2 separate regions of the Homo sapiens genome follow, and region 1 is linked to region 2. A link is an interaction called in ENCODE POLR2A ChIA-PET data of the cell type or tissue named here. Cell type or tissue: GM12878. All regions are shown on one strand. Links, peaks and the distances in the headings refer to the core of each region. The heading gives the core; the rest is flanking DNA. Region 1 overlaps CTNND2 (catenin delta 2). Region 2 overlaps LINC02212 (long intergenic non-protein coding RNA 2212).

Region 1 (12,213 bases), core at 1,542-9,541, 540 kb before region 2:
AAATATCCTTAAAGGTCCTGAAGTGTCTTAGTACTATTTTTTACCTTGTCTTTGCTAACCTGGTATCAACTTTTATTTCTTTGCTTTAAATTTTTTAACCTAGCTACCAAGGCTGTTAATTTAATTCATTGTGAAATTTCTTTGTGTTTTTCCTTGAAATAAGCTTTTGTGAAAGATGTTGTTGTTGTTGTTGCTGTTGTTGTTGAGACAGTCGTACTCTGTTGCCTGGGCTGGAGTACAGTGGCATGATCTCAGCTCACTGCAACCTCTGCCTCCCAGGTTCAAGCGATTCTCCTGCCTCAACCTCCCGAGTAACTGGGATTACAGGCTCCCGCCACTGCACCCAGCTAATTTTTTTTATTTTTAGTAGAGACAGGGTTTCACCATGTTGGCCAAGCTGGTCTCGAACTCCTGACCTCATGATTCGCCCACCTTGGCCTCCCAAAGTGCTGGGATTATAGGCATGAGCCACCAAGCCTGGCCAGATTTTTATTTTTTTTCTTAAAGGACCAGCAACTTAAAGCATTCTGAGAGTATTTTCATTGGCAATTTTTTAGTTTTCTTGTTGTAATTACATATACAAGGACTTACTTGTTTACATAAGCCAATCAAATTGGGAGCTCCATTTATCAGTCTCATCCAGAGAATAGAAAAGTTATACCAATTTCTAGACACAGAAAATGTTTATACACATACAACAGAAGAATCCCCAGCAAACTCTTGGGTAAGCTGGAGGATTCAGGAACTTCTGACTGGATGTCTTCTTATCTCATATGTGCTATTTTTTTGTAATCCTTGTCAAGTCCATTGTGGATTGAACCAGGGGATACATTTTAAGATTTATTAACACCTTTTTGTCAGCACATGTTTATTGGCATATTTCTATATTTCTGTGTGACTTTTCTAATTTTTAACTTTAAAAAAATTATGGATTCACAGGAAATTGCAAAGATAGTAAGGAGGGGTCCTATGCATCCCTCAGCCAGTTTCCAGCAATGGCTATATCTTATGTAACTATAACACAATAAATCAGGAAATTAACATTGCAGTATATGTGTACAGTGTCATCACATGTGTGGATTTGTGTAACCATCAAGGCTATCAAAATACAGAATTATTCCCTCAACCCAATGATATTTGTTGTACCATCTTGTCATAGTCACAGTCTTCCTAAGTATCCTAAACTCCTAGCAATCATTAATTTGTTCTCCATCTCTATAATTTTGTTATTTCAAGAATGTTATATAAGTGGTATCTTACAATATAGAACCTTTTGAGACTGGCTTTTTTCACTTAGCATAATACCATTCAAATCTTTTCACGTTGTAGCACATAGTGTTCCTTTTGATTGCTAAGTAGTATTCCATGTATTTTGTTTTAGGGGAAAAAAAAATAAGCACTCAGAACCTTCCAGATGTTTCCAGAGGTCAGAGATCTCCGGACAATCCAGAAGAGACTTTTCCCACATTAACAAGCATTCAGACATTTTCAGTAACTAAGCAATACCATTTTGAATGCTTCACCAATTTGGTCTGTAAGCCACACTAACCAGTTTTAAAATATATATTTTTTGCATATATTTTTCCCCTTTGATGATAGACTGTGTTTAAATTAGATATATTTATAGTGTGCAAATGACAGATTTCTATAAATTAAGCTCCAAATACTTCCCAAAAGAGAAATGAGAGACAAAACATTCCAGCATTGTAAACATCAAACAACCTTTTATATACAAAAGGAAAAAAACCCTTTAATCCTTTTCACACTAACTTACAGACATCCAATCACATGGAAATCAGCTCCTCACTTTTATATCATCAATTATTGATGAAAAGTAAATTCAGAGACGGGAGAGGATTCTAGGCTGATGGAGAAGTAGGAAGCACCAGGAATTTGTCTCACCACCTGGACACAATCACATTGGCAGAATCTGTCTATTAGTCAGGATTCTCCAGAGGGACAGAACTAATAGGATATATGTATATATGAAAGGAAGTTTATTAAGGAGAATTGGCTTACATGATCACAAGGTGAAGCCCCATGATAGGCCATCTGCAAGATGATGAAGAAAGAAGCCATCAGTGGCTCAGTCTGACACCAAAAGTCTCAAAAGTAGGGAAGGACAACAGTGCAGCCTTCAGTCTGTGGCCGAAGGCCCAAAAGCCCCTGTCAAACCAGTGGTGTAAGTCCAAGAGTCCAGATGCCAAAGAACTGGAGTCTGACGTTCAAGGGCAAGAAGCATCCAGCATGGGAGAAAGGTGAAAGCCAGAAGGTTCAGCAAGCCATCTTATCACACCTTTTTCCACCTGCTTTTGTTCTAGCCATGCTGGCAGCCGACTGGATGGTGCCCACCCACCTTGAGGGTGGGTCTGTCTCTCCCAATCCACTGACTCAAATGTTAATCTCCCCTGGCAACACCCTCACAGACACACCAGAAACACTACTTTACCAGCCCACCGAGGCATCCTTCAATCCAATTAAGCTGACACCTAATATTAACCATCACACTGATATAACTATTTTGAAACTCTGGAGTCTATTGAAGACTTAAAAATTTCAGAAGGCTTGGACAGTAAAGTACAGTATATTTGGTCAATCTCAGCTTAGCTCACAGTAGCTACCCATCCCCCACCCCTCAGCCCTGTAGCAGGCAGCTGTGCACATGTTCCTAGAGCAGCTTACTTGCAGCTGGCAGAAACCAGGGTTGACACAAAAGACCCCGTCCTCTAAATATCGTGGATCTGTTCTTTCTGCTGATTGCTGCTTCTCACTACAGTGACACAAACACAGAGGCAAGCAGCCATTGTTGCACATACCCATACCATGATTGCAAGCCCCTCTATCTTTGGCTGAAGTTATTTTCAGAGGATTTAAAGAGCTGACACCGTCACCCTCCTCATCCACTTTATGTTTTTCTTTTCCCTTTTTGGGAGCCAGTCATTAAAGACTAGCATATTCAAAAGCAACTGCATATACAAGAGAAATAAGAGAGCCAGTATGCATGCCCAGGGAAACTCTCATGCTCAGAAAACATCTGTGAAGATCTTAAGGCTAATTCTCAACACAGAGACAGCCTAAAACAGTCAAAAACAAAACAAAAACAAAAAATTACAAACCCTGGAAAAGAGGAAGAATCTGATTTCCAGATAACCCATTATTACATTCAAATTTTCAGTTTCAACAACAATAAAAAACCACAAGGCATACAATGAAACAGGGAAGTATGACCAGTTCAAGGAAAAACAACAAACAAACTAAAAAAAAAAAAAAAAAAAAACAGAAACCATAGCTGAAAAATGGCACAAAGGTAGATCTACTAGACAAAGACTTTAAAACAACTGTTTTAAAGATGTTCAAAGAATTAAAGGAAGATATGAAGAGAGTCAAGAACATGATGTGTGAACAAAATGGAAACATAAATAAAGGCATAGAAAACCTAAAAACAAACCAAAAAATTTAGAGCTGAAAAGTACAATAATTGAAATGAAAAATTCACTAAAGAAATGAAAAGGCAGATTTGAGCAGGCAGAAGAAAGAATCAGCAAAGTTGAAAGACAGGAAAATTTAAATTACTGACTTTGGAGAACAGAAAGAAAAAAGATCGAAGAAAAGGAGCAGAGCTTAAGGGTTCTGTGGACATCATCAAGAAGATCAAATACACACTACAAAAGACTCAGGAGAAAAAAAGTGGGAAAGGGATAGAGAGATTATTAGAGGAAATAATGGCTGAAAACTTACCAAATTTAACAAAAGGCATAAATATAAACATTCAAGACTCAATGAGATTCAAATAGGATAAGCTCAAAGATACCTAGACTGAAACACATTACAATCAAATTGTTGAAAGACATAGATAAAGAATCTTGAAAGCAGAGAGAAGTGACTCATCACACACAAGAAATCCAAAATAAGGTTATCAGCTGATTTTTTAATCAAAATTTTGAAGACCAGAGGTAGTAGGTTGATATAGTCATGGTGCCGAAAGAAAAAAAAAACTGTCAGCCAAGAATCCTATGTCCAGCAGAAGTGAGGGAAAACTTAAGACATTCCCTGATAAACAGAAACTAAGAGAGTTCACTACCACTAGACCTGCTCTGTAAGAAATCCTAAAGGGAGTCCTGCATGTTGAAATGCAAGAACACTAAACAGTAATTCAAAGGTATAAGAAGAAATAAAGATCTTAGTAGAGATAAATACATGGGCAATTATAAAGCTCATATTGTTTTAACAATGGTTTATAATGCTACTTTTGTTTTCTACATAATTCAGTACATTTAAGAAAAAGCAATTACTAGTTTAAAGGCTAGCATTATTGTGACTTTGTTTCCTAACTCCACATTTTTTTCTACATAATTAAAGAGAAATTTTCTACATAATTCGTTTTTAAAAACCAATTATTTATGTTTTTGGACACACAATGTTTAAAGATGTAATTGTGTGACATCAATAACTGAAAAGTGTGAGATGGAACTGTAAATGAACAAAGTGTTTGTATGTTATTGAAGTTAACCTGGTATAAATTCAAATTATAATGGTATAATGTTAAATGTAATCCCTGTGGTAACCACAAAGAAAATCATTAAACTATATAGACGAAAGAAAATAAGGAAATTAAAACATTTCACTACAGAAAACAATCAACACAAAGGAGATAGTGGTGCAGGAAATTAGGGACAAACAAAAAAGCTACAAGGCATATAGAAAACAGAAAAACGCTAGAAATAAGACCCTTTTTATGAGTAATTACTTTAAATATACATGGATAAACTCTCCAATCAAAGACAGAGATTGACAGAGTGCATTAAAAAAATATGATGCAATTATATGTTGCCTACAAAAAACTTACTTTAGATTCAAAGACAGAAATAGATTGAAAGTAAAAGGATATTTGTACATCCGTGTTCACACCATTATTCTCAAGAGTGAAAATGAAGTATCAACCCAATTTTTCGTCAACAGAAGAATAGCAAAATATGATATATACATGCAATGGAATATTATTCAGTCTTGAAAAGAAAGTTCTGTCTGGGTGCAGTGGCTCACGCCTGTACTGCCAGCACTTTGGAAGGCCAAGGTGGGCAGATCACTTGAGGCCAGGAGTTCAAACCAGCCTGGCCAACATAGTGACACCCTGTATCTACTAAACATACAAAAAATTAGCTGGGTGGGGTGTCACATACCTGTAATCTCAGCTACTCAGGAGGCTGAGGAATGAGAATTGCTTGAACCCAGGAGGCAGAGGTTGCAGTCAGCTGAAATTGCACCAGTGCACTACACCCTGGATGACAGAATGAGACCCTGCTTGGAAAAAAAGAAAAAAAGAGTGTACATTCTGACATATGCTACAACATGGATGAACCTTAAGAACATTATGCTAAGTGAAATAATCCAATCACAAAAAGACAAATCCTTTATGATGCCATTTATATGAGGTACCTGGTTGTCAAATTCAAAGAGACAGAAAGTAGAATGGGGGTTTCCAGGGACTGAAGGGAAGGGTTGGGGAGTTGTTTAAATGCTTTTAAAGTTTCAATTTTGCAAGATGAAAAGAGTTTTGGAGATATATGATTGTAGAATGATATGAGTCTACATAATATCAATGAACTATATACTTAAAATGGATAAAATGGTAAATTTTATAAGTATTTTACTGCAATAAAGAAGTTTTTTAGAAAAAATAAACTCAGAGCACCTCAGCAAAAACCCACAGATCAGTTTTAGCAGCTGCAGAAACAGGAGGGCCATAGAACTACTTAAACCTCGAAGACAAAGGAGTTGTGATGTTTCTCATCCGGGGTTGCTCTCCAGTCCAGCTGACCTTCTGGAAAAATATATTTTCTCTAATCAGTTTGAGACATTTAAGTTTATAATGGTGCACAACAAAGACCATCTACACATAGGACTCCATCAGTGATCAGAAGAGATCTATAGTAAGTGTAGGAAGGAACTCAAGTGACTTCCCTGTTGTCTGCTGCCTTAGAGAATGCAGGTCTTTAGACCATAAGACCACCACTCAACATTCCTGCCACCAATGCGAAAACCAAATGGTAGTATGCACATCAGTAACAAATACAGGCTTAGTTCAGAAATAGAAACAGAAAGTCACAAACACAACATGGAAACCGAAGCAGTCAACGAGAGCAAGGCTGTTACCTCATCATGAAATCCCCACCAGCTCCTTTCTGCACAAGCGGTCTGCAAGGAGTGCCTTTCTTGGGCAACATGGTTTGTTAGGTCTCCTGAGTGAGTCCCTTGGGGTACCTTGGTGTGCCCAACAATGCTTAACAGAAGAGTTCGAGAATGAAGCACTGTAAAGAGAAAATAATCTTTACTTGCAGTTTTTCAAGAAAATCTGGATTTAGAAAACTGGTTCACCAAATACAAAATACAGGTATTTGAAGGAAACACACACACACACACATACACACAGTGGAAAGGGTAGCAAAGTTACAAGGTTTCAGTTAGTCCATCATTGATGAAAATACAGTCCTTTTTCTGCACAATTATGTTATCACCAATGGTAGTCTCTTACCAGTATTGCAAAAATCAGACATATAGTCATTGTTACTAGAGACTAAGTAACTTAAAAGAAATGGCCCAAGGATTCATTTCTATTGGGAACTGTAGCAAGAAAGAGTGACTTTGTTTGTGGTAGTGGTGGTGGTACAGTCTTGTTTTGTATTGTTTTGATCTGACAAAGAACAAGCTTTTCTTTTTAAAAAAACAAAAGATGGAACGCCTCACAAATTTATGTATTATCTTTGCACAGGGGCCATGCTAATCTTTCTCTGTATCATTCCAATTTTAGTATATGTGCTGCCGAAGCGAGCACCATGATTTCCCTTTTTCAGATGTGAGTCCATGATAGTGGATCGTTGGTAGCACATTTATTCAAAATAGAAGCAAGGCAAGGTATCCACTTTGCTTTCATAAATCCAGGTATTCTTTGAACCTGATGACCTGCTTGTCTCTCTGACGGGATTTTGGTACGTGATTCTCTCATATAAGTAATATAACTAATTTTGCATGTTTTTCTTTGTGTGGAAAAATAACATTCAATTTATCCATTAATATTAAGCTTTAAAATTCACTTGGTTTTTACTACCCTCTGTGTTATTCCCGCGTGAAATCTCTGAATCCTGTTTCCCTGCATTACCTCAACATTTCCCTGGGCTCCAAGCCCTGTCAGTTGCTTCTTAAGAATTTCCATAATGGCTGCTCTCATGTCCTTGATCCTCCCATGACCACCTTTTTGTAGTCACAGGTTCTTGTTTGTTCCTGAAATATTATAGTTTCCTGCCAAATGAATGAATCACTCTATTATTTTCAGTCTGTGTCATATCTTTTAATCAAATTAAATCTAGAAGGTAGAGTCAGCTGTGCATGGTGGCTTACACCTGTAATCCCAGCACTTTGGGAGGCAGAGGCAGGCAGATCACTTGAGGTCAGGAGTTTGAGACCAGCCTGGCTAACATGGTGAAACCCCATCTATACTAAAATTCAAAAGGTAGCCAGGTGTGGTGGCATGTGCCTGTAGTCCCAGCTACTCGGGAGGCTGAGGCAGAAGAATCGCTTGAACCCAGGAGATGGAGGTTGCATTGAGATGAGATCATACCACTGCACTCCAGCCTGGACAACAGAGTGAGACTGTCTTAAAAAAAAAAAAAAAAAAAAAGAAGAAGAAGGTGGAGTAGTCAGCTGGAGCAGTCATCTATTTGCAGTGGTTACTGGTGCCTGCTCCTTTTGAGGGCCTAAGCAGGTCATTCCAAGACAGGCACTTCTTCTGCCCCATGCCAGGCTCAAACACAGGAGGAAGCTTATGCTCTGCATCCACAGAGAATCTCAGTGCACCACAGGACCACAGCTGGGCTCTAGGTGCCCTTTCTGTCCCTGGGACTGTGAAGAACTGCCCACAACCTCCACCTGGTGATCCAGCCTCTTTCTTCCCCAGTCCTAAAAGAACCCTACCTCCATCCATTTCTCTCTCTAAAAAGAAAAGGAAACAATTTGACCACCTTGATGGTGTGAAACTATAAAAAAAGTTTGAACCACCCACTTTGCAGTTTCCTGTTGCCAATGTGATACAAAAAAAGGGAATTAACTTCTTTTACCCTCTGAAGAAATCTCAGACCTCAAAGACCCAAAAGTCTGCCTGAAACAGTAGAAGGAGAGGAATCAAGATTCCTCCTACTGGGCAGCAAGAATAGCTTTTTAGCTCTTTCAAGTGTTTAGAAACTTAGGTTAAAAAGAAAATACAGGATATGGAACAGTTATAGAAGCACACTACCTTGAGTTGTAGTGCTTATAATTTCACTAGAAGTCTAGAAGAAGAGAACATTATTGTCAAGAAAAAGACTATGTTTCTTCCACCCTCAGTTTTACTATTCTGAAACCTTCCTTCTTAATGCACCAGAATTCTTTTTGTAAAATATCAAGTTGTTCTTGTTGCCCCCTTGACATACAAGAAAAAATCCTAAATGTACACCTCCTGAATCAAGCCTTCCATAATAACTCCAGTCCTATCTAACTTGTCTCTTCCCTGAACTACTGTTATAAACATACAACACAAGGTCACTTGCATCTGTAATTATTCTATGTCCCACATTTTATTATTTCCCTAATCAGCTTCAAAGTTTCTAAACACTAGAAAGAGCTAAAAATCTTTTTTTGCTACCCAAATTTCTTGTGAAGATAGGATTTAAATTTCACTGTAAAAAGACAGCATTTTTCAACACATAATCAAAGGCTAAAAAAGAATTGTAAACTTTTAAAATAATTAACAAACTGCCCCGAGGTTTTCTTCTCCGTGGAATAATATTACCTGATTTGTTTCTTTACTTGGATGGTCAAAAATTTGGACTAAAATATATTCCTCCAGATAGACTGATAAATAGTAGACTGATAAATAGACTTAATGAAAAATCTCCAATTGCCTAGTAAAATGTCAGTAACCTATATTGGAAATACTAGAAATAAGATAAATCCAATGAGTTTCCTCGACAGTAAAGTTGGGGTAAGTTAAATATAACAGTGACTCCTGGTCTTTTCCATACCATGGGGCACATGGAAAATGATAGTACTTGAATGGCACATTGGGGTGAGTGGAAGAGGCTGCTCTGCAGGGGTTGGGTACCCTGCCATCTACTTATTATCTATAAATAAACTAACATTACAGGGAGACCCGCATCTTAATCAGGACTCAAGGATTGGAAAGCCATGGAGGATGAGACTACATCTTCATATTTATCTGACATAATTTTCAAAATGATAATACCAACAAAACTAAAAAATGCTACAGCCAAATTCTTAACCCTCTCTTCATTTTTGGTTTTAACCTTGACAGTGTCCAAGGTCATGAAACCAGTCCTCCATACACAGTCAAGGGTGTAAATGTCCCCGTATATACAATGACTGGAGTATTTTTTCAGTTATTTTGCCCTTCCTTCATCACTTTCCTTATAAGAAAAAGGAAAAAGGAACACATTGATCATTTCATGTCTGTGGAGCTCAAATTTGTCTTCTAATGGTTTGTGGGGGTTAATGAACTGGTAGAATCTCCAGCATGCTGAGCCCTACGAAAGTAAACTCTTAACCAGAGTTAAGGCTGATTTAATGATAAATAGATAAACTATTTTAGGTGCTGTCATTAGAAAATAAATATGCTACATTTGGGGGTTTGCAGGCAAACCATTTTTGTCAGACACTTCCTCAGCTATCATCAAGTGAATGAACACACTTTTCTATTTCAGTAATTTAAGTATCAGCATTTTCTCTCTAAGCTAAAATAAGCCACCTAAACATAGGATAAGAGCAGATACCAAAATTACAAGGGCCTGTGTTTTATGTATCACTGCCTGGAATTAAGATATCATCGCCTACTCCCACAAGGTTCCCTTCCTGCTGCCAGGCACCATACACCAGAGAATTAAATAGCAGAAGAAGACTATTATTTATAGATATGTACATGGAGGTGAAATATTTCAAACAGCCTTTAGGAGCTAGCTAAATGTGCCTAATTGGGGGATGGGAGACAAGAAAGGGATCTAACTTTAGGCACTTGCCAATTCCATCTGAAAAATGTGAGAACAGCCAGCTTTGCTACAGGCACTCATTTACTTACTTCCAGAAGTCAATTAAAGGAGCAGAAATGGAAGCTGCAGGTGGGATAAATTAATTGTCTTGCAGGGCTATTGGTAATGCCTAAAGTGCTTTGTAAACTAAAAGTACTCCATAAATATGTCATTATAAGTACCTTTGTCATTGGGAATAGTAAGATTAATAATGTTAAAGTGAATTAAGGAAGCAGAATTGGATTGTATTATATTTTTCACACAAAAACACACCAAATTAGTAAGTGTTACCTGGTAGAACTACACAATAAAATCCCATCAGAGAGACAAACAGCATCAGGTTACTATAGTTCAGAGGACACATAGTTATAGATTGTCAAGTACCTCTCTCCTGCTTTCAGTGTTTCTCCTTGCTTTAAATGAATCAAAGCTCAGTACTCACATATGTGATCATGTTCCCCACACATTTTTGCTTTGACTGTTTTTAAAAAATACAGGCCGCAACATAGCTTTCATTAAGGTATTTTTGAGGGTTATGTTAGAATTCCCATACATTTTTCTTGACTTCTATAAACATCAAGCAAGAACATAATAATAGCTAATACCTATGGAGTCCTGTGTCCTTGTTCATTTCCATACATTCACTCATTTATGCTTTACAGCAACCTTGTATGGCAGGTACCATTATTGTCTTCCTTTAGAGATTGAAAAAACTGAGGCTTCAGAGGCATGAAATAACTTGGCCAGTGATTTGATCCCAGGTCAATCTAGCAGCAGAGTGGATGCACTGCCATGAGGAATGACTGTTTTTCTCTGTAGATGTGTGTAAAACTACCCAATAGGGAACATTCAGTGATGGGAAACAAACAATTTTGCATAAACGTGGCCTCTCGTATTCTCTTCTCCCCCATACCCACCTCTGCCACTATCTCTGCCTTCACCTTGACCTCCTTTCAACTCTTCTCTTTATTTTCTTTTCCAGGCAAATACGCCATGCGAGACCTAGTCCACAGGCTTCCAGGAGGGAACAACAGCAACAACACTGCAAGCAAGGCCATGTCGGATGACACAGTGACAGCTGTCTGCTGCACACTGCACGAAGTGATTACCAAGAACATGGAGAACGCCAAGGCCTTACGGGATGCCGGTGGCATCGAGAAGTTGGTCGGCATCTCCAAAAGCAAAGGAGATAAGTAAGTTACCTGGTGACGCCATATCTCTGTCCTGGTAAAATTGGTTCTGAATGTGCCTTTCAACTCCTGATGACGGGTAGTACTATGACTGTCACTGGAAAGCATTTGTCTCTGAGAATCAAGAGAAGGAAAATGGCAAATGGTTTCCAGTCTTCTCTCTTACTGTTGGTAAAATGGACTTGACGATCCAGCACACCCATGTGCTCCTTCCACATGGCAGCGACACGAGTTCAACCTGGATACATGAAGGTATTTTGTTGTTGTTCCTCTGTGGTGGGAAGTCCGTGTGTTGATGATGTCTCTACATCCCTCTGCTCTGTGCCTCTTCAGCTCTGCAACCAAGTCAGGTCCACCTTACCAACATCACAGTAGCCACCAAGTCATAGCAAGTCACCATGCAGGAAGGATGGGGGAGGAGACAGGGCATGATGGAGTCAGAGAACTCAGTTCTCATCTAGTACCCTCCCTTACAAGCTGTGAGATGTGGGGCAAATATTTAATTTAACAAGTCACTATGCCTATACTTTCCAATCTAAACCTAAGGGAGAGGCTGTCACAATATGCTAGCTGGAAGAGTTGATAATCAAATCTTAAAGAATGAGTAGAAATTTCCCAGGCAGTGCAGATAGTGGTGAGAAAGGAGGGCCTTCGTGCAGATAGAACAAAAAGAGATGAGACTTGGTGTCAAAGCAACTGCACCTCCTTGAATAAGAATGCCTCCTAGTTTTTAAGAACCAACAGTATCTTACTATATACAGCTGGAAAATAGCTTCACAAGCCAGCGCATCGGTATATCAGCAAGGTGTCAATTTTACAGAAACCTTCACTAACCTTAATTAAATTTTGCCTCTTGGAAGTCCCTCGATGTAATTAAATAAGATTAAAAGGGTAAACATTTTGTTATCAAGAGTCTATTTCTTGACTTTTCATTCCCTGCCAAGCCACCCCCA
Region 2 (12,213 bases), core at 2,305-10,304:
GAGGAGTATGCTGGAGCTGCAGTAACAAAGTGTCATGAGCAGAGGGGCTTAAACCACAGAAGTGCCTCACCTCGGAGCTCTGCAGGCTGTTAGTCCAAGAGCAAGGTGTCCGCAGGGTTGGTTCCTACTGAGGCTGTGAGAGCAAATCTGCCAGGCCTCTCCTCTAACTTCTGGTGTTGGCAGGGAAAACCTGGGGTTCCTTGGTTTGTAGAGGCAGCACCCTGATCTTTGCTTTCATCTTCACATGGCCTGTTTGTTTGTTTGTTTGTTTTGAGATGGAGTCTCGCTCTGCCACCCAGGCTAGAGTGCAGTGGCATGATCTCCACTAACTGCAACCTCCTCCTCCCAGGTTCAAGTGATTCTCATTCCTCAGCCTCCTGAGTAGCTGGGATTAGAGGCATGCACCACCATACCTGGCGGATTTTTTTTTTGTATTTTTGTTAGAGATGGAGTTTCACCATGTTGTCCAGGCTCGTCTTAAAGTCCCGGCCTCAAGTGATCTGCCTGCCTCGGCCTCCCAAAGTGTTGGGATTACAGGGGTGAGCCACCATGCCTGGCCAGCTTGGAAGTTTTTGAAAAGCTAAACAGACACACACACACACTATTGTGATGCCCCCCAATCCGCCCCAACACATATGCTAAACAGAAACGTGTGTGTTTGTCCGCCAAAAGACATGCAAGAATTTAGAGAGCAGCACTGCTGGTGATTGCTAAAAAGTGAAAACATTTCTAACCTCCATCCTGCAAGGGGAAAATGGGTGAATAAATAGAGGTGTGCTTAAATAATGGTGGAATTCTACTCAGCACTAAAAAAGAGCAAACTCCAGCCTCACGTGGCAATGTGGATGGGCTTAATGAACATCATGCTGAGAGAAAATCAGGCACCAAAAAGAATAGACCATTTCGTTCCATTGACAGGCAGTTCAAAAACAGGCAAAAGGTGTCAGGAGTCAGAATAGTGCTTACCTTTGGGAGGGGATAGCGACTTGGGGGGCTGTGGGATTGAGGGGGCAGTTTCTCTGCTGCTTCTAATATTCTGTTCCTTGATCTGGGTGCTAGTTAGCAGAGTGTGTTCTGTCTGCGAAAATTCCCTGAGCTGAGGTTATGATACATAACATGATAAGATGCATAATATGATATAGAATAGAACATGACATAACAGCTCTCAGCTCTGGCTTCTTTTTGCTTGTAAAATGAAATAATAAGAATACTCACCCTGGCCGGGCATGGTGGCTCACACCTGTAATCTCAGCACTTTGGGAGACTGAGGCGGGTGGACCACCTGAGGTCAGGAGTTTGAGACCAGCCTAGCCAATGTGGTGAAACCCTGTCTCTACTAAAAAAAAAAAAAAAAATACAAAACATTAGCTGGGCATGATGGCACGAGCCTGTAGTCCCAGCTACTTGGGAGGCTGAGGCAGGAAAATCACTTGAACCCAGGAGGCAGAGGTTGCAGTGAGCCAAGATCGCACCACTGCACTGCAGCCTGGGTGACAGAGTGAAGAGTGAGACTCTGTCTCAAAAAAAAAAAAAAATTCATCAGGTGTGGTGTCATGTGCCTGTAGTCCCAGCTACTCGGGAGGCTGAGGCAGGAGAATCGCTTGAACCCGGGAGGCGGAAGTTGCAGTGAGCCGAGATCACGCCAGTGTACTCCAGCCTGGGTGACAAAAACAAAACTCCATCTCAAAAAAAAAAAAAAAATAGAATACTCACCCTGATAGAGTCAATGTGAGAAATAATATAAGTTCCTGGCACATAATAACTGCTCAATAAATGACAGCATTTTTTTTTTCTAGGCAGAATGAATCTTTGGTGATGAAAGTGAGAATCTGGGAGGTAATGATGGCGGCAGGCTGTGGTGGGAGCCTCTGGGGCGCTGCTGAGAGATGGCGCTGGGTGGTGTCATGGGTGTGGACTCACTTTCTAATAATTCTTCCAGCTGGGCACCTGATTCGTGGGCTTTTCTGTGGGCATGTCATACTTCAACACAAAAACAGCTTACCAAAAATGCAAATAAAAGTATCCATTTTGCAGATTATGAGGATTAAAGAGATAAGAAACCTAAAGCATTTAGCATTGTGCCTCCCACAGTTTAAGAGCTCGGTGCCTGTCTGCTGTTGTAGCTGCACAATCATTTATCCAGAAAGCTGTGGGTTTTTGGCATTCGAGTTTGGGGAGCTGTAGGCTGGTAATACAGGACATATCCTGAATATCACTTACTACCCACTGCTGGGTCTGGCCTGCAGATCCTGGCCGAACAACAGATGAACACATGCACTCAGACACAGGTATCCAGTGAAAGAGTGGGCTAGGGGACCAGGCCGCTCACAGACACTGAGGAGGGTGCTGTAAAGAGTCAGCAGCCACGGCCCTGACAAGCTGGCACTGCGGGCATTTATTTAGTACAGATTTAATGACAAAGGCCTTGAGTCAACACACTTGTGGGTAATTTACATGGTCACTCCCCCAGAGAGAGCAGTCCTGCACACAGGCGATTAAAGGCCAGGTTCCGAGGCCTAAGTAAACTAACTTATCTAGATCAGTTTCTTTACATCCCCTTGTTATCTAACCTAAGCTTTCAGGTACCAGATAAGAGAATCTGGCTGCCTTCAGCCCAAATCCTTTTCCAAAGCTTTTGTAAAACCTCCTGGCCTTCCAGGAAGGTTTGCATTCTTTCTACAATTTTTCCCACCACCCTGACCAATCTCCTACAACCCCCCACATGTCTGGACAGTGCCCCCCAGAAAACACAGTATCACTATTCTCACCAATGGATAAAGAAAGTCTATAAATAGTCCCAAGTCCATTCAAATCAATTTTATCCCCAAATGGGTTTTGTCTTCAAATTTACACATAAAAAATGTTCCCAGAGTGTTTTGGATTTCAGAATTGTGGGTAAGGGATTGGGCACCCATATTTTCAACACCATGATGTGCATGACGTCATGTGTTTTCTGCAACTGGAAATTGGATCATTTGTTAGTGGTTCGTTATTGTGTGACATTTCCCATTCTACAGAGATGTGAAAACTGGAAGAGAAACAGGAAGTACCTCCAGGATTCACCTAAATAGATGCTGCGGTTTCTATCAAACCACAGGCCACCCCAGCATCTCAGTGGCTTCTATAGGTTGTCCTGAAAGAGCCATGAGGCCAGGGCCCTTGATGGATTCCCAGATACCAGCTGCTCCTCCAGACACCAATTCCACCCTCCACCTTTCTGTGTCCGTCCCAGACCAAGGCAGCCCAGGTAAGGAGCCATGAGTAGGAGGTTTCCCAGTGGGTAGAGGTGCCAGACTCAGCAGCTAGAAATATAGAATGCTGGGTTAAATGTAAATTTCAGATCAATGATAATTTTTTGGGTAAGTGTATCCCATGCAGCATTTGAAATACAATTTAATCAAATTTAACTAGATGTCCTGCATGTTGTAGGAAACTCTCTAGGAGGTGTGTCTCCAGGATAGAGGGCCAGTGGAGAATGGCAGCCCACACTGTTATGGGATGAAGTGTGTCCCCCAAAATCAACATGTTGAAGCTCTAACCCCCAGAACCCCGGAATAAAACTATATTTGGAGTTAAGATCTTTAAAGAGGTAATTATGTCCTAATGAGTTATTTAGGGCAGACCCTAATCCAATAGGACTGGTATCCTTCTAAGAAGAGGAAGGCACATCAGAGGAGAGGCCATGTGAGGACACCATGGGAAGGCGGCCACCTGCAAGCCAAGGAGAGGGGCCTCAGGAGAAACCAGCCCTGCTGACACCCTGAGCTCCTTGCAATTCCAGCCTCCTAGACTGTGAGAAAATACACTTGTGTTATTTAAGCCCCCCAGTCTGTGGTTCTTTGCTGTGGCAGCCCTAAGAATCTAATACACATGCCAACCTGTCTAGGCACAGATGGCCCATCTTCAGGGAAAGGATGCAGGGGGATCTGCAGGCCTGCCGGGGCTGAACCAGGAAGTTGTGCCCTCAGCAGTGGAGGCAGCCTCTCCCAACCCCAAGCCTCCAGCCCCTCCCCTCGTGACATGCATGTTCTGAGTTCAGTCTGTTTCCAAGCTCCTTCCCGTGCCTGTGGAGTCAATGTCACCCCCAGTCTCAGGGTATCCTTGCACTGATACGCTCCACTACACCCTCACACCCACCCCGTGGCTTCCTGAACTGCACCCCCAAGTGAACCACTCTGCATCTGGCTTCTCCATCAACCACGTGCCCTGGAGTCCCTCTGAGCTGTCCATGTGGGCAGCCTCCTTTTGAAGCCTGGAGTGGGTGAGTGTTGAGCAAAAGGTGATGGCAGGGGCTAGAGCTCATTTCATTCCTGAGTAAGGGAAGCTCTAAGATTCCTTCTGTACCATAAGTGAGTGCTGCCCTGCCTGGGAGGGTGCACACCCTGCCCTGAGACTACTGCCTCAGAGCATGGGCAGCTGGTCAACCTAGGCATTGCCCATGCCTCCCACATGGGTGGGGGGCAGCCCCACCGCCCCTCTGTTCATCTTCCATTGACCTGTGGAGTCTCAGAGATCTGTCTTGATTTTTTTTAGACAGTCTTGCTCTGTCACCCTGGAGTACAGCGGTGCAATCTCTGCTCATTGCAACCTCTTCCTCCCAGGTTCAAGTGATTATCGTGCGCCAGCCTTCCAATTAGCTGGGATCACAAGCATGCACCACCATGCCCTGCTAATTTTTGTATTTTTAGTAGAGACAGGGTTTCGCCATGTTGGCCAGGGTGGTCTCAAACTCCTAACCTCAAGTGATCCACCTGCCTCGGCCTCCCAAAGTGCTGGGATTGCAGGTGTGAGCCACCACACCCAACCTGTCTTGATTTAATAGTCATTCAAGGTGCTCATTTCTTGACTGAATGACTACAAGAGCAGATATAAATGAACACATGCAATCAGTCTTGCCCTGGGTCTGAAGTAGGATTCTCAGCACCAGCGACATTTGCACTGGATCATTCTCTGCGGTGGCACTAGCCTCTGCCCTGCAGGACGTTTAGCAGTACCCCTGGACCCCACCCACTAGACGCCAGCAACAGTTCCCTGCCCCAGTTGTGACAACCAAAAATGTCCTCGGACATTACTCCAAGCACCAAGGTTGGGAACCGCTGTTCTCAAGGTTTCCAAATGCATCTCACGCCATAGGTCTATGCACAGAATAAATGAATCATTCACTGTTGACCAATGAAGGCTTTGTTTGGAGACAGGTGTTATAACAGCAGGAAGAAAACTCCCCAAAGGAAAAGTGTGCTATCAGCTGAAGCATCTCCCAAGTCCAGCTCTGCACCCCCACGTGCATCCCCACACGAACGTGTTGCCAGGAATCAACCGAACCCCTGTTTCTCTCGCAGAAAATTGGTGGGAGCAATCCTCGCTTGCGTGTCAGGATGCCTGTCCAGGTGAAGCCAGCATGAGTCTCTCCAGATTCTAAGGCAGTGATGGGAAAGTGAAGGAAGCAGAAATGGCCAAGGGCCATCCTCTGTCAGTAATTCACTCTGTCAGCCCTCCCTAAGCCGGGTGGTGGGTGTTATGCATCAGGACGCCGGGCTCTGGTGGGGTAATGAGAGGGACTCATAAGTGGCCAAGCTGTGACTCAAACCTGGCAGGACTCCCACTGGCTTCACTCTGCCCTCTTAAATTCTACAATTAGAGCTCCCCAGGAGAGAGCAACCCATTGACTTAAATGTTCACTCACCTGTAAACAGGTGACATGAGATTTTCTCCCATTCGTGGGTTTCCTGATGTCAGGATGGAGCACAGAGCAGGGGCCGTCGGGCACCTATAGGCTGAAGGGAACCCTGGGTAGAGGATAGTGTACGTTTGTTTCATGATGTTGCCAGGAGCTGGCCCTTTGCTGTAAACCAGGTCCTGTTTTGAGCGTGCTGGGAAGTTCAGAAGCAGAGTTCCATAGACACTTCTGAGATGCACAGGCACCTCTCCTGCCTAATGTGGCCAGGAAAAATTGCCCTGATAAAGCCAATGACATCATAGATTAGAACCTGAGGAACCCGCAGCCTAGTAGTTCCCGATCTTGCTGCCTATTAACATCACGGGGACGCCTTTCAGAGCTCCCCAGGTGATGTTAATGGCAGCAAAATCAAGAACCACTGTGAATAGGCAGCAATCGATGTCCAGGCCACTCCCCACCAACTAAATCAGGGTCTCCAGGATGGGCTCATGCCTCCACGGTTCCTGGTTCCCCAGGTGCAACTGCGACCTCCCTCAGTGATCCAGTGTGGGCTTCTCACACTTTAATGCACATCTGAACGAATCGGGGCTCTTGTGAAAATTTGAATTCTGGCTCAAGAGGCTGGGATGAGCCTGAGATTCTGCTAGGAGCTAGGAAAAGTGTGATCCAGAGCTAGGAAAAGTGTGATCTTGGATGCTTGTCATCTGGGAGCTTGTTAGAGGTGCAGGATCTCAGGCCCCACCCAGAACCTAAGGATCAGAATCTACATTTGAATAAGGTGCAGGTTTGTTGAATATACGTCCCTAGTTTGAGACAACCTGCTACAACCTGAAGCCTCTATTTGCTCATGAGCAAGTGAGGGCCAGAGAGATGGAGCCCTGGACCCCACAGCTACTCAATGCAAAAAGCTTTAGTAACTGTGCTTGCTGTAACCCACGCGTCTTCTTCCCACCATTGCTAGCCTCACTAAAGATTGCATTTGTTTCTCTGACAATGATGACTTCAGGCAATGTATAAAACTTGCTCCTCCTGTTAACATTTAATTCAGGCGTGAAACCAAACAAACCCAAAAATGGAGGAAGGAAAGAGAAGAAATGGGGCTAAAAAAGATCTAAAAATGGGACAGAAGCAAGGTGCCTTTTTCATCTTCTCTTTGATTAAAAAAGGTCTGTTAGCTCGAAGCCCACAGGTATGTGACTCAGTGCAGACGAGGGGAAACTCCGTGGGAAGTTTTGGATCTTTCCTATTAGAAGAATCAGGAATTTAGCCCAGCTCAGGGAAAACATATGAGCTTCCTTTGACTCTCCCAGGATGAGCTAGTTTCAGTATCATGGTGAAAAAATAAAATAATACAAAGGCGTTCACCAAAAGGAAGTGCTGTTTCCTCTATTTCTGAACCCTCAGAGAGCTAAAATGATGCTGATGAGTCAGAAGCTAGCGCCCCTGAAGGAGCCACCAAAGGAAGATACTGAGCTTTTAATGTTTCCTTAAAGGGCAGCCCTAACCCCTCCCAGTGCGGAGCTGATTTTTGGAAATAGCCAGAAGTGGTTTCAAGTCACATCAGGTGATTGAGGTGGGTGACCAAACTCAGCACGATGTTAGAAACAAATCCAAATGTGACAATAAGTGGCACTCCTTGTTTATTTATTTTGAGACAGTGGTCTCGCTCTGTCACCCCCCTGGAGTGCAGTGGCATGATCATGGCTCACTGCAGCCTCCACGTCCCAGGCTCAAGCCATCCTCCCACCTCAGTTTCCCAAGTAACTGGGACTATAGGCATGTGCCACCATGCCCAGCTAATTTTTTTATTATTTATTTTTTGTAGAGACGAGGTCTCACTATGCCGCCCAGGCTGGTCTCAAACTCCTAGATTCAAGTGATCCTCCCACCTCGGCCTCCCAAAGTGCTGGGATTACAGGCATGGGCCACTGCACCGGCCCTGGTTTCTTCATGTGGGATGTCACCCGGCTCTAAAAGGCAGTTTCTTATAAAAGTCCCAGCTGCAGCTTGAGCAGGAATAGCTGCATGGACAACAGAGTGGAGCTTCTCAACCTCCTTTGAAGGGCAAAAGTGGGTCTGATGGGCTGTTCGAAGCGGGTCCCTGAGGGTCGCATTCCTTGCATCCAACTCCCACCTCCTTCCTTCCTTCCCCTCCCTCCCTCGTCTTTCTTTCTTTCTTTCCTTCTTTTCTTTCTTTCTTTCTTCTTTCTTTCTCTCTCTCTCTGTCTCTCTCTCTTTCTTTTTCTTAACAAGCTCAGGCAAATTTTATTAAAGGAAAATTTTGCATGGTTTGCTTTTCACCAATCTGTTCTGGCATGCTTCTAATGATGTCAGAATCACCTAGATCAATGATAGCCGGTGTGCCCACTCTGTAATATTTTCCGCATGCTGTGCCCAGTTCAATATTATTGCCACCGTAGTGATGGACACCAGTTTTGGCCAACATTCCATAGCTGGGTGGTTGTTAGTGAGAATGATCAATTTTGCTTTGCCTTGTCTAATCATCTTCAGAGTCTGCTTGTACCCCAGCTCATACTTTCCACTTTTCATAATGAGTTGGAACCTACAGTTGATCGACTCCAGGAGCTTTTTCTTCTTCTTTGCAGCCACCAAATTCCCGCCTTAGCTGCAGGACGGACCCCAACCAAGAGCAGCCGCTAAGATGGCCGGGGAGTGAGAAAAGCCTCATTTCTTTAATAAAGGTGATTGCCCATTTTCAGACACAGGATAGGGGATTATTGAGGGTGCCACCAAGGAGAAGGGGGTCACCACCTGAGAAGGGGCCATGGGGGGCTGCCATGGCAGGTGGCAGAGGGCAGAGCAAAGAAGGGGCAGACATCGCCCCTATCAGTTTGCTTGGGCTGCACTAACAAAGTATGACAGATCGGGGCTTAAACAATGGAAACTTACTGTCTCACAGTTCTGGAGACCAGAAGTTCAAGATCAAGGTGTGCATAGGGCTTGTCCCCTCTGAAACCTGTAGGGCAAATTCCTCCTTGCCTCATCCTCGCCTCTGTGGGTTGCTGGCAATCCTCATCATCCCTGGGCTTCCAGCTGCATCCCCCTAATCTCCGTTTCTGTTGCTGTTATGCGGCATTCTTCCTGTGTCTCTATCGTCACCTGGCTGTCTTCCTGTAAGGACAGCAGTCATCATGGATTAGGGGCCCACTGTCGTCTGGTAGGACCTCATCTTAACTATTTACATCTGCAACACCTGTTTCCAAATAAGGCCACTGCCTGAGATACTGGGGGTTGGGACCTCAACGTATTTTTCTGGGGAGACACAAAGTTCAATCTGTAATGCCACCTTTGTCAAAATTGTTTCTGGAATATTAATTAGGCTCATTCACTCCACCTGAGGGTTTTTGTTTTGTTTTGTTTTGTTTTGTTTTTTGAGACAGAGTCTCACTCTGCTGCCCAGGCTGGAGTGCAATGGTGTGATCTGGGCTAACTGTAACCTCTGCTTCCCGGGTTCAAGTGATTATCCTGCCTCAGCCTCCCAAGTAGCTGGGACTACAAGTGCCCGCCACCACACCCAGCTAATTTTTGTGTTTTTAGTAGAGACGGGGTTTCACCATGTTGGCCAGGCTGGTCTTGAACTCCTGACCTCTGGTGATCCACCCACGTAGCCCTTCCAAAGTGCTGAGATTACAGGCTTGAGCCACCACACCCCACCCTGAAGAACTATTTTTATCTGCACAATGAGTCATTCAAACAAACCCTTTCTTGGAAATCTAATCTGTTGTATCCCAGAAGATTTTAAAATATAATTACTGTGCTTTTTTGTTGTGTTTTTTTTGGGTTTTTTGTTTGTTTCTTTGGTTTTTTTGTTTGTTTGTTTGTTTGAGATAGAGTCTTGCTCTTGTTGCCCAGGCTGGAGTGCAGTGGCACCATCTCAGCTCACTGCAACCTCCGCCTCCCTGGTTCAAGCGATTCTCCTGCCTCAGCCTCCTGAGTAGCTGGGATTACAGGTGCCCACCACCACGCCCAGCTAATTTTTGTATTTTTAGTAGAGACGGGGTTTCACCATGTTGGCCAGGCTGGTCTCGAACTCCCAACCTCAAGGGATCCGCCCGCCTCAGCCTCCCAAAATGCTGGGATTACCGGCATGAGCTACCTCGCCCGGCCTATTGTGCTTTTTTCCCTTCCCCTCGTCTCTCCCCAGTGCGCACTGAGCACGCTCCTGGCGGTAGGATGCAGAAGGCCTGAGTTAACAAGGCCTTTCATTCACTCTGCAAGGAGCAGGCTGGTGTCCCAGGGAAGACCCTGGAGGGGAGGGAGGCCCCTAGTCCTGCCCGCAGCTGACTATGCGGGAATCACTGGGGCAGCAGTGGGCTGGGCCACAGCCATGGAGGAGGTCAGGTCCTAGGCCAGGGCATGAGGGTGGTTAGAGAGGAGTGAGTGGGGACAGCCTGCTGCGGCTTGGCGGATCCTTGGGCACAGACCTCCCTGCTCCTCCTTGGCCCTCCCTCCGGGAGGCGCAGGCTCAACCTCCTGCGTTCTTTCCTGTGCAGCTGCTGCGCTCAGCCTTGAACACCCTCCCGACCTTGGGGCTCTGCTGCCCCACGCGGAGCCCCCATTTCAACAGATGCAGACACCCCAAAGCCCCTTCCCAACAGCCCGAAGAGAAGCCCTCCTCTGAAGAGACAGCAGAGAAGCAGAGCCCCCTGGGACGCCCCCCAAGACCTCCACGTCTCCCCAGCACCCGGCGGGGGGGTGGTGCATGCACTTCCCGTGGCTGCGGGAACAAACTGCCACACACAGGGAGGCTGAACACAGCAGAAGTCTATTCCACACAGTCCTAGAAGCCAGAGGCAGTGACATCAAGGTGCTGGACGGCCGCCCTCCCATCGGAGGCTCTGGGAAGAATCTGTTCCTTCCTCTTCCAGCTTCCACGACTCAGGGCAGCACCCCTGTAACCTCTGCCTCCATGGTGATATCGCTTCCCCTCTTCTGTGTCAAATGTCCCCCTGCGTCCCTCTTCACCAGAATAATCCCCTCATCTCAAGTGCCTTAATTTAATCACACCTGCAAAGTGTTTGCCGCGTAAAGTAACAATTACAGTTTCCAGAGATTAAAACCTGTTATGTTTGGAGGCCATTATTCTACCTACAGAGAGGGGTTGGCTTAGGACACCCATTCTTGTTGCCGGGTAAAGCTGCCCGGGGGGCCTGGAGGAAGCCTGCTCTGTCTCTTTCAGCCCCCACAGGTACCCCAAGGGGGCCGCCACTGAGGTCCTCGGGCTCTGATCCAAGTGTGAAGTGAGAGCAAGTTCACTCCTTTCCCTGCTGGCTCTGACACAAGTTTTCCGTGTGGCCAGGGATGGGTGTGAGCAGCCCAGAGCAGGGGCCGGCCCAGGCTTGGCCAAGGCCCACACATCTGCCTGGCCCAGTCATGCCCAGCTCCATCTGAGATGGAACCACCAGCGCTGGCCACCTGGGTGGCTTCCTTGAGGGCTAGCTCGCAGCTCTTCGCCAATATCTCATTCAAATCTGCAGGTGCTAGGCCGTAAGTCTTCACTCCTTCAAAGTGGGGTGCCAGGGCCAGCAGCAACCCCCCCCCCCCACCCCGCGACCTGGAAGCTTGTTGGAAAAGCAGACCCTCAGGCCCAGCCTTGGCCCTTCTGCATCAGAATCTGCATGTTTACCAGATGCCCGGCAGTCCTGGGCCCATGACAGCGAGAAGCACGTGGAGAATCAACTCCAGTGCCTGTTCCCCTCCCACCAATGCAACTGTTCATTCCATTCAAGAGCTGGTCTTTTCTCTTCTGGCAGGAGTGTGGGCTGCCTGCCTCCCCAGGGGATGGGCGTGTGGTTTAGAAGCCAAGCAGTGCTCATTTGGTTTATTTATCTTCCTGAGACTTAATCTATTTTGAATTTCAGATAACATTCTAAAAAGGCTTGGCTTGTTTTTCTTATCTAGGGGTGGGGTAAGTGCGCTTGTGTTGAGCAAAGTTGAGAAATATTTCTGCGGCTGATCACGGAGCTTCAGACCCACCATCCCTGGGGCTGCCTTCCCAGTAATCTCTAAAACCCATCTGATTCGGGCCCTTCCTGCGGTGAACATCTGTTTATCCACATGGCGCTCTTCCCTTCCCTTTATAAAAGGTCTCCACCCACGGGAAGGAGGCTGCCAATCACAGCATGCCCACCCTCTCCTCCACCCATCACATGACGCAGGTCATGTGGTGGTCACACGACACAGGCCTGCCTCTGTAAAGCATCTGTGCCCCTGGCCACAGTTGATTGGTCTGCTGTTGACACGTGACTGAAACTAGACCAATCAGAATCCCTCCTTCCTTGGGGTTTTTAAAATCAAGGCTGAGAAATTGTTTTTCAGGGATCTCTAACCTGCAATGATGTCAGAGAAGTACTGCTATCTGGAGGTGCTGGCTCATGGCAGCCTGCCCTATGGAAGTACCTGCCTCCCGGTACCCTGCCCTGTAGAATTTTTCTGCCACACAGAGGTTGCCTGCCACATGGAGAATGCCCACCTGCAGGGGAGGAATGACACCAGGCACAGAGAAACCTAGATCA

What was found. Peaks named below come from ENCODE experiments on the same cell type or tissue, not always from the same donor. Only the 100,000 strongest peaks of a DNase experiment are listed, where the experiment ranks them.
Region 1: POLR2A ChIA-PET joins it to region 2 with 6 read pairs; 1 of 35 experiments calls an interaction of 5 or more read pairs at or near these places.

The regions. Positions count from the first base shown.
Region 1 is chr5:11,021,819-11,034,031 of GRCh38, reverse strand. It overlaps CTNND2 (catenin delta 2), which reads left to right. Exons shown (of 22, transcript NM_001332.4): 17 at 11,053-11,263. It also overlaps the pseudogene RNU6-429P. Among named protein-coding and RNA genes, the nearest start is that of CTD-2154B17.1, 240 kb to the right of the region's middle. RefSeq lists an enhancer at 10,611-11,810. In GM12878, for the core only: no CTCF peak of the experiment used is centred there; a DNase peak (open chromatin) is centred at 6,231; H3K4me3 peaks cover 214 bases.
Region 2 is chr5:10,484,897-10,497,109 of GRCh38, reverse strand. It overlaps LINC02212 (long intergenic non-protein coding RNA 2212), which reads left to right. Exons shown (of 3, transcript NR_104606.1): 2 at 1,797-1,836; 3 at 3,018-3,583. It also overlaps the pseudogene RPL30P7. Among named protein-coding and RNA genes, the nearest start is that of LINC02212, 12 kb to the left of the region's middle. RefSeq lists enhancers at 6,981-7,030, 11,739-12,033, 11,799-12,093. In GM12878, for the core only: no CTCF peak of the experiment used is centred there; DNase peaks (open chromatin) are centred at 3,076 and 7,109; H3K4me3 peaks cover 475 bases.